Regions from separate parts of the Homo sapiens genome. Here region 2 is linked to region 1. The links are chromatin contacts, found by Hi-C or POLR2A ChIA-PET in ENCODE. All regions are on one chromosome and are shown on one strand. The core of a region is the stretch at or near the end of the contact, and the rest is flanking DNA. Distances in the headings are between cores, read along the strand shown.

Region 1 (3,694 bases), core at 674-3,173:
AGTGGCTGAGTGTACTTCATGTTGTGAGTGGCCTGTGCCAGTGAAAACATTTGTTCAAAGGCACCACAGGGAAGGGCTGTGTAGTGGTCTCGAGGTATGATGCCAAGCTTGCACATTTTCTAGCTGTGTAACTGCTCTCTGAGTATCAGTTTCTTCATCTGCTGAATAAGGATAATACTATCTTATGGGCTTGATAAGATGATTAATTGAGACGATGCCTTTAAGACAGTCTAGGGCCTGTCCCAAAACAAACACTCAATAAAATATTATTGTATTACACTTCATTATTTTCAGATACAGCATGCCATTTCGGATCTCCTTGGATTCCTCTCTCTGCATATCTAGCCAGACGTTGGCTCTTATGTCACCTCGGTCCAGCACACCCTCATCCTCCCTGCTTCTCTTGTCCAGCAGAAACCTTCGCTCAGGGCTCTGTGATACTCCTTCCACCTTGGAATTCATGGAACAGTCAATGCCCTGCTACTCAGGTGGGGCCATTCTTTATTCTTCTTTCCATCTCACCCTTCAATACCTCACTTCAAAAACATTCTGGTTAATGTTTTGATCAAAACATCTCTTATGTCTATCTCTTCTTTTTTTTTTTTTTTTTTTTTTGAGACAGTGGACTCGCTCTGTCGCATAGGCTGGAGTGCAGTGGCATGATCTCGGCTCACTGCAACCTCCGTCTCCCAGGTTCAAGCTATTCTCCTGCCTCAGTCTCTGGAATAGCTTGGATTACAGGCCTGCACCACCACGCCCAGCTAATTTTTGTATTTTTAGTAGAGACAGGGTTTCACCATGTTGGCCAGGCTGGTCTTGAACTCCTAACCTCAGGTGATCCACCTGCTTCAGCCTCCCAAAGTGCTGGGATTACAGGCGTGAGCCACTGCGCCCAGCCTCTTCTTTTTCTTTTGTCTTTAAGATGGGGTCTAACCACACCTCTTTGCTTTTCTTTCTGTTTCCATATATCTGAGTATTGTCCACTTGACTTAATAAGAGTAGAATAGAACAGGGGCTGTCTTATTCCTTCTGTGTAGCTCATCAAGTAAGTGCCTTTCTAGTGATTGATTTATAAGACATGATGCTGGTAACCTAATTATGAATAATTTCAGGTAATCTAATTTAGTCTGAATGTATTAGTCACCTACCTAGCACCGTGTAAGGCCCTTGGGGAAAGAAGAGGTCAAGATGGAGAAGATACTGAATGCTGCCTGGGATGACCTGTGTAGTGAGACAAAACTTGGCTGAGTGCTGGGCTGTGTGACGCAGCCAGCAAGTGCAGCAGGGCTCCGAAAGGACAGTAAGCTATCGTGAAGGGAACATTCCATGAGAGGGACCAGACTTCTAGATTGCCCTTTGAATATGCAGTATACCTGGGGATCAGGAGCCAGGAGTAACAGGGTGTAAGAAGCTGAGCCTTCTACAGTGCAGGCTCCACAGGAGTCACGGGAAGGGTAAAGGATCAAGGGCTGGGACTTTAAGTCAGCAAGACAGACCTTATACACAACAGGGAGTCAGTGTAAGTTTTTAAGACAGAAATAAAAGAGTCAAGTGTTATCTTGGGGAGATGAATCTGGAAGGGGGTGCAGGATGGATTGGGAGAGGAGGAATGGCTTTAATACAGTGATTCTGGAGAAAGTGAAGATGCTTCCAAAGGAATAAGAGAGATGGATTTGAAAGACCAAACACAAAATTACACTTTCTTCTCTAAATGCTGCTACTGAAAATGGGAGGCCAAGGGTTAAGACTTCTCCAGGGAATCAAATGTTTTCCAACTTATCTCTTATTCTCACATGGGGACATATTAGTCACAAAGGCCATGCCAGCCTCATTGGCCCTGACAATCACATGCCAGAGAGATGGCCAGGGGAGCCAGTTCAGCACTGAGAACAAGTTGGGGGCTTTTGTGAAGAACGCTGCAAGTGCAGATGACTCACCCAGGTCTGTGACTCAGTGTTGCTGGAAGCCTTAGAAAACGGTAGAACTTCCCAGCTAGGCGTGGTGGCTCACGCCTGTAATCTCAGCACTTTGGGAGGCCAAGGCAGGCAGATCATGAGGTCAGGAGATTGAGACCATCCTGGCCAACATGGTGAAACCTCATCTCTACTAAAAATACAAAAATTAGCAGGGCATGGTGGTGCGTGCCTGTAGTCCCAGCTACTTGGGAGGCTGAGGCAGGAGAATCGCTTGAACCCGGGAGTCGGAGGTTGCAGTGAGTCGAGATTGCGCCCCTGCACTCCAGCCTGGTGACAGAGCGAGACTCTGTCAAAAAAAAAAAAAAAAAAAAAGAGAGAAAAAGAGAAGGAACTCCCCAGGCTTCCAGTTGGTATTTCCAGATCAAAGGTCAAGGTCATCACCAGGAAGACTAGCTGGAAAGTATGCTTTCAGCCCCAGATTAGTTCAAACACAAGGGGAAGGGATAACTTCTGCACTGGCCACTCCACAAGGGACGACACTCACTGGCTGCAGCATCTGCTTCTACACTCTCCACCACTGAATCAAGAGGAACCAGAGTGTACCCCAGGAATTCATCACAACGCTGCTCACCTTCAGCAGCTGTGAAGGAGTAACTGAATTCTGAAGACAGTGAGGAAGTTTCTCTTCCCTTTCCTTTTTATGTGAAGACATTTGTGTGTGTGTGTGTGTGTGTGTGTGTGTGTGTGTTTTGAGAAAACAATGTTTTAGCATACCCTCCTCTTTCTAAGTTTACAAATAACAGTCCACATTGTCTAAAAAGAATTTTTGAAAGGTCCATTTTCCCAACAGTTTTACCCTGTTGGCCCCATAGAAGCTAATGAGTTGAGAGGCCCCAAGGGGCCTGGACCCCCTTGGTCATCATCAGCTTCTGCCTCTGGAGGGCCTACTTGGGCCTGACCTTGCACATTCTCTGCACAGATGCCCCAGGGGACATCTGGACCAAAGCGCCCTTGATGGCCACCGGGGGGCTGCCATCCAGGAGCAAGGCCTAGAGCCCCGAAGCCCCTAGAACCTTTGGTTGGATGTTTTAAAGATGTTGCAGTTTTTAATGTCACTTTAAATTCCTAATATAGAACATGTCTCTGGGGCCACTGTTCAGACAATTCCCTCTGAGGGACAACATTCATCAGAAGATGAAAGAACATACATAGGCCCCGCTCTGGCCTCATGGAGCTGCTGCAGGCCAGGCAGACCCCCACACACCCACGAGGCTGTATTTCCACAGCAGTGAGTTCCCCAAGCATAGGCGCCAAGGTTCTTAGGCACAGAGGAAGAGCCCCTGACAGCAGTGGAGCAGTGGTGATCTGCCCTCTAATGCAAAAAGCTGCCCCTGCCTGAGCCTGGACCACTTGGCACAGCTGACCGACCCCAGGGCCTACTCAACAACCGCTGTCTCTGGACTCTCACCCCATGGTGATACACTGGCACATGCTTTGGATCTTACCCCTCAACTGCTTACCCAGAACACTGTGCTTCTGTGGCTAAAGGGGGCAGCCGTTTGCTGCATCTCCTGAGAGCCCAGTAGTGACAGGCAGAGAAACAAGACTTGGAGTTTTGGTGGTGCAGCGTCGCAGGGACGATGATCTATTGAAGATTTTTTTTAAAAAAAACCAAAGTTCTCATAGCCTAAAGGATGTTGGGTGAATTTTTCTAATTTCAATTAAAGCAGGAAACTGTATAAATCCCACTCACACTATTACTTCCCCTATCAAATCTC
Region 2 (3,694 bases), core at 827-3,326, 59 kb before region 1:
TTTGCACATTACTAATAAAAAGTTTGAAGTTAACAAGAAATTTGACATAAAACTGAGTAAGCTGTAAATATTTCATATAGAAGATGTCTGACACCTGATAAATGTTACTTACCAAATAGAACTGAAAGTGAGATGATCAGAAAAAGATTGTCCTTGCCTCAAGCAAGCTTCTGAAGCCTAGGCAAGTTAGCTAGGTCCTTAATATGGGATTCTGGCATCCTGATTTTAATGTGCTCTGAAAACAAAGTGTGTGACTCATGAAATAAAGGACACTAAACCCCAAATTTGAAATTATGAAAACTTTAGGCCAAAGAGGTAAAATAAAAACAGCTGTTGGGAGTGAAAAATGGCTGTAGGAATTTAGTTACAAGTACTTCACAAAAACATTTTCATCACATTTACATAATATAGCATTACAATACAAAGCTGGCTGCTGTCCTGACCAAGCAAGTTCTCTTATCATCTAACAAAAATAATTTAGATACATTTCTTTGCATGGAATTGTCATATTTTTCCATTTTTGGTACAAAACATAGAAAAAAACATTGGCACATTATGTAGTGATAAGTCATTTTTTCCCCATGTACAAGTTCCAAGTATTCTGCATTCCAATTTGTATTGGAAAAAAGTAATTACTGATTCAATTAATTCAGTCTCTGTTTGTTTATACCTTTTAAAAATGCAGCATGAAGTACAGAGAAAGAAAAATGAAGTTTGTTTACGGAGTCTAATATTTATAATACATAGGAAGGATCAGCTGGTAAAAGAGAAAGGAAAATCTCGAGTCTGACTTTATGTAGATCACAGGGAGTTGTGAAAAGAGCAGTATAAAAATATGCACTTGTGCTTTAGAAGCTTTTAGCATACAATTAATAGCTTAAAATAGTATTTACTGCCTCCCCATATGCCTATTTTCTGATATATTTACACCACACAATTTTAACATTGTTAAAGCTAATGGCATGATTTCAAATATAGACTGGTTAAAAATATCTGAACCTTGAAACTTCCCCTATCCCCTCCCAAAATATTACGTATAGATGGTGCATGGCACAACATACTGCATGGGCTTACACCCAGAAAATTTGGATTTTAATAAAAATTTTAAACATGTATATAAACTTTTTTTTTTTTTTTTTAAGAAAAGCTTGTCCAAGGGCATTCAAATTTAATGGCTTTTATATAATACTTGGTGTAGTGCCTCGTGGCTGCCTCTGTGAGCCAGAAATAAAGGAAGCTCATGGATTCCCCAAAAATGAAATGCCACTTTTTCCCTCATCATGGATGACTTTGTTAAGATGAACCCCTTTTACAGGAAAGGGGTTACACAGGCTGCTGATACCAGTCTAGAGAGGGCACCCACCAGCCAAGGCTGTGTTCTAACTTAGGTGTCATACCATCGGCCAGAAGAACCATGTAGCCATAGAGGCTGTGAAGCTAACTAGTTTATCTGTAATTTGGTCCTAGTTGTTTCACTTATTTTATGTCGTTTTTTTTTTTTCTTAGATAAATCTGTTCAGATAAGCTCCTTATGAATCCTTCAGATCGATGTTCTTGAGGAAAACAGTCAAGCTAAACAGCAATGATGACTTTTATGGTAAAGGATGAGCTGATCACTAGCTAAGCTACTTAGTCACCATCCTGGGAGATGAGCTCACAGGCACCAAGGCTTTGCTTCCTGTGGCCTGCTAGTTACAGTGAACCAGCTCCATGGATTGACAAGGGTACACAGGATGACAGCAGAGCAAAGGAGTTTGCCAAGTATTTGTTCTGTCATTAAGTATTCAAAAGAACATATATTTTTCTTCATGGAACATAACTTTCTAAGAATGAAATTTGGGGACTTGAATGATTCAAGGTCAAATATTAAACATTAGCTCCTTCACCAATACCTGTCATTGTCATTAGAAAGGAAGGCCTCTCGTTTACGCTACTGTGATTCACAGTGTCCTTTGTCGGTCAAGAGGCCCCCTCTGTGGCTTGGCTTTAGCTGTCAGATGGAAGCCTCAAACTTTTGCACTTTAGGTCATCTAGTGTCTTCCAGTGTTTGTAGTTGTCAGCCAAATGTTGCATCAGGGCTGGCAGATGTGCAAAGGCTGCAAAGACAGAAAAGAATCAAAAGAAACCGGTGAACTTAGACCCCAGGAGCATTTATAAGCCTGGGGGTGTCTGGGACAAGTTTGGGATCAGAATTAGAGGAGGCACACCCTGGGCGAAGCATGAGGACAAGTCATTAAACACTAGTTTCTGAAATGCAAACAGGTCCTTTTTGAAAAGCTGCTTATCAGTGACATTATCAGAAGAACCTGTGATTCAGAGTAAACTAAATACATTTTGCATTCTTTCTAGAGTTTTCCTCCAACGACAGAAAAACACTGCAGTAAGCTTTGGCAGCGTGTCCTTTGAAGAGGCAGAGACTCGTTTATCCAGCTATCAAAAATCCATCAAGTCTTCTGCACACAAGCTTCTGTGCCAGCTGCTGGGGATGCAAAGAATGCACCCCACCCCACTTGGCCACAAAAAGCTGACAGCCACATTTTTAAAAATATATTTTGTTTACCTTTAGGCTCACCCTGTGTCACTAAAGATAATATTCGTAAAGTATAACAATTTTCTTTGGGTGACAAAACAGTAACTGTCTTACCATCCCAAGCATCAAACATGTCTGTTATGAAGTAGTCAATGAAAGAGATCTGAGACTTGGGGATGCTACAGGTATTCCGGTCAAACACTGGCATCACCACAGGTAGTCCCTGTCTCTTCTCTTCATCAGTCTGTAAGAAAAAACCACCACATAGGGCTGGAGGACATGCGAGACACTTTCACAGTAATATCCTGTTTCTCAGAACAACCCTGTGAAAATGGGTCATTATCCAGTTTTCTCAATGAAGAAATAGGCTCAGCAAGGTCCTCAGACTTACGTAAGTCAGCTGAGCTACACTGACTACACTCAGACCTTCCCACTCTCAAGCCTCTTTTTTTGTTTTTGAGACAGTGTCTCACTCTGTTGCCCAAGCTGTAGTACAGTGGTGCAGTCTCGGTTCACTGCAACCTCCGCCTCCCAGGTTCAAGCAATTCTTCTGCCTCAGCCTCCTGAGTAGCTGGGAATACAGGCACCTGTCACCACGTCCAGCTAATTTTTAGTAGAGAAGGGGTTTCACCATATTGGCCAAGCCAGTCTTGAACTCCTGACCTCAGATGATCTGCCTCCCTTGGCCTCCCAAAGTGCTGGGATTATAGGCACGAGCCACTGTGCCTGGCCCCAAGCCTCTTTCTATGTGATACCATAGCATCTCCTGACACATTGATCTCAGGGTACTTAGCCCCTTTTCTGGGATCTGCTTTTATCATTGCAAAGTCAAAGCTCTGTTCAATGTCATACAAACACAAATTCTCATACCAAAACTACTGACATTTACACTGAGAAGAAGCAATAGTGGGTAAAACTGCTAACACCTTAGCATGACTCAATGAACTAGCACCAAACTGTATTAATAGCCATAGTCATTATATTATTTGCTGCCACATGTTTGCACTTAAAAAAAGTTTCAGGCCAAGCCCAATGGCTCATGCCTGTAATCCCAGTGATATGGGAGGTCAAGGCAGGAGGTTCGCTTGGGGCCTGGAGTTTTGAGTCTGCATTGAGCCAGGACTGCCACTGCACTCCAGTTTGGGTTACAGAGTGAGATCTTGT

What was found. A loop is a pair of places that touch in the nucleus more often than their neighbours do. ChIA-PET counts read pairs that join two places held with the same protein, here RNA polymerase II (POLR2A). Pooled maps may share reads with other maps.
Region 2: a loop to region 1 is called in a map of ascending aorta, with 2.6 times the contacts of the local background. The contact joins two enhancer-like sites. A Hi-C loop is called at or near these places in 5 of 168 maps with a recorded cell type or tissue (Caco-2, aorta, ascending aorta and 2 more), 1 of 37 single-sample maps with no recorded cell type and 11 of 50 pooled maps. POLR2A ChIA-PET finds 5 or more read pairs at or near these places in 3 of 52 experiments (A549, T-cell and activated CD4-positive, alpha-beta T cell).

The regions. Positions count from the first base shown.
Region 1 is chr5:77,366,125-77,369,818 of GRCh38, reverse strand. The region is part of intron 10 of PDE8B (phosphodiesterase 8B); the gene reads right to left. Among named protein-coding and RNA genes, the nearest start is that of WDR41, 120 kb to the left of the region's middle. Within about 2 kb of position 1,923, at least 2 of the 41 ENCODE cell types and tissues checked have a DNase peak (open chromatin) inside an H3K27ac peak, as active enhancers do.
Region 2 is chr5:77,424,847-77,428,540 of GRCh38, reverse strand. PDE8B (phosphodiesterase 8B) reads right to left here. Exons shown (of 22, transcript NM_003719.5): 21 at 2,645-2,774; 22 at 285-2,096. The coding sequence ends at 1,987. Among named protein-coding and RNA genes, the nearest start is that of WDR41, 66 kb to the left of the region's middle. Within about 2 kb of position 2,076, at least 3 of the 41 ENCODE cell types and tissues checked have a DNase peak (open chromatin) inside an H3K27ac peak, as active enhancers do.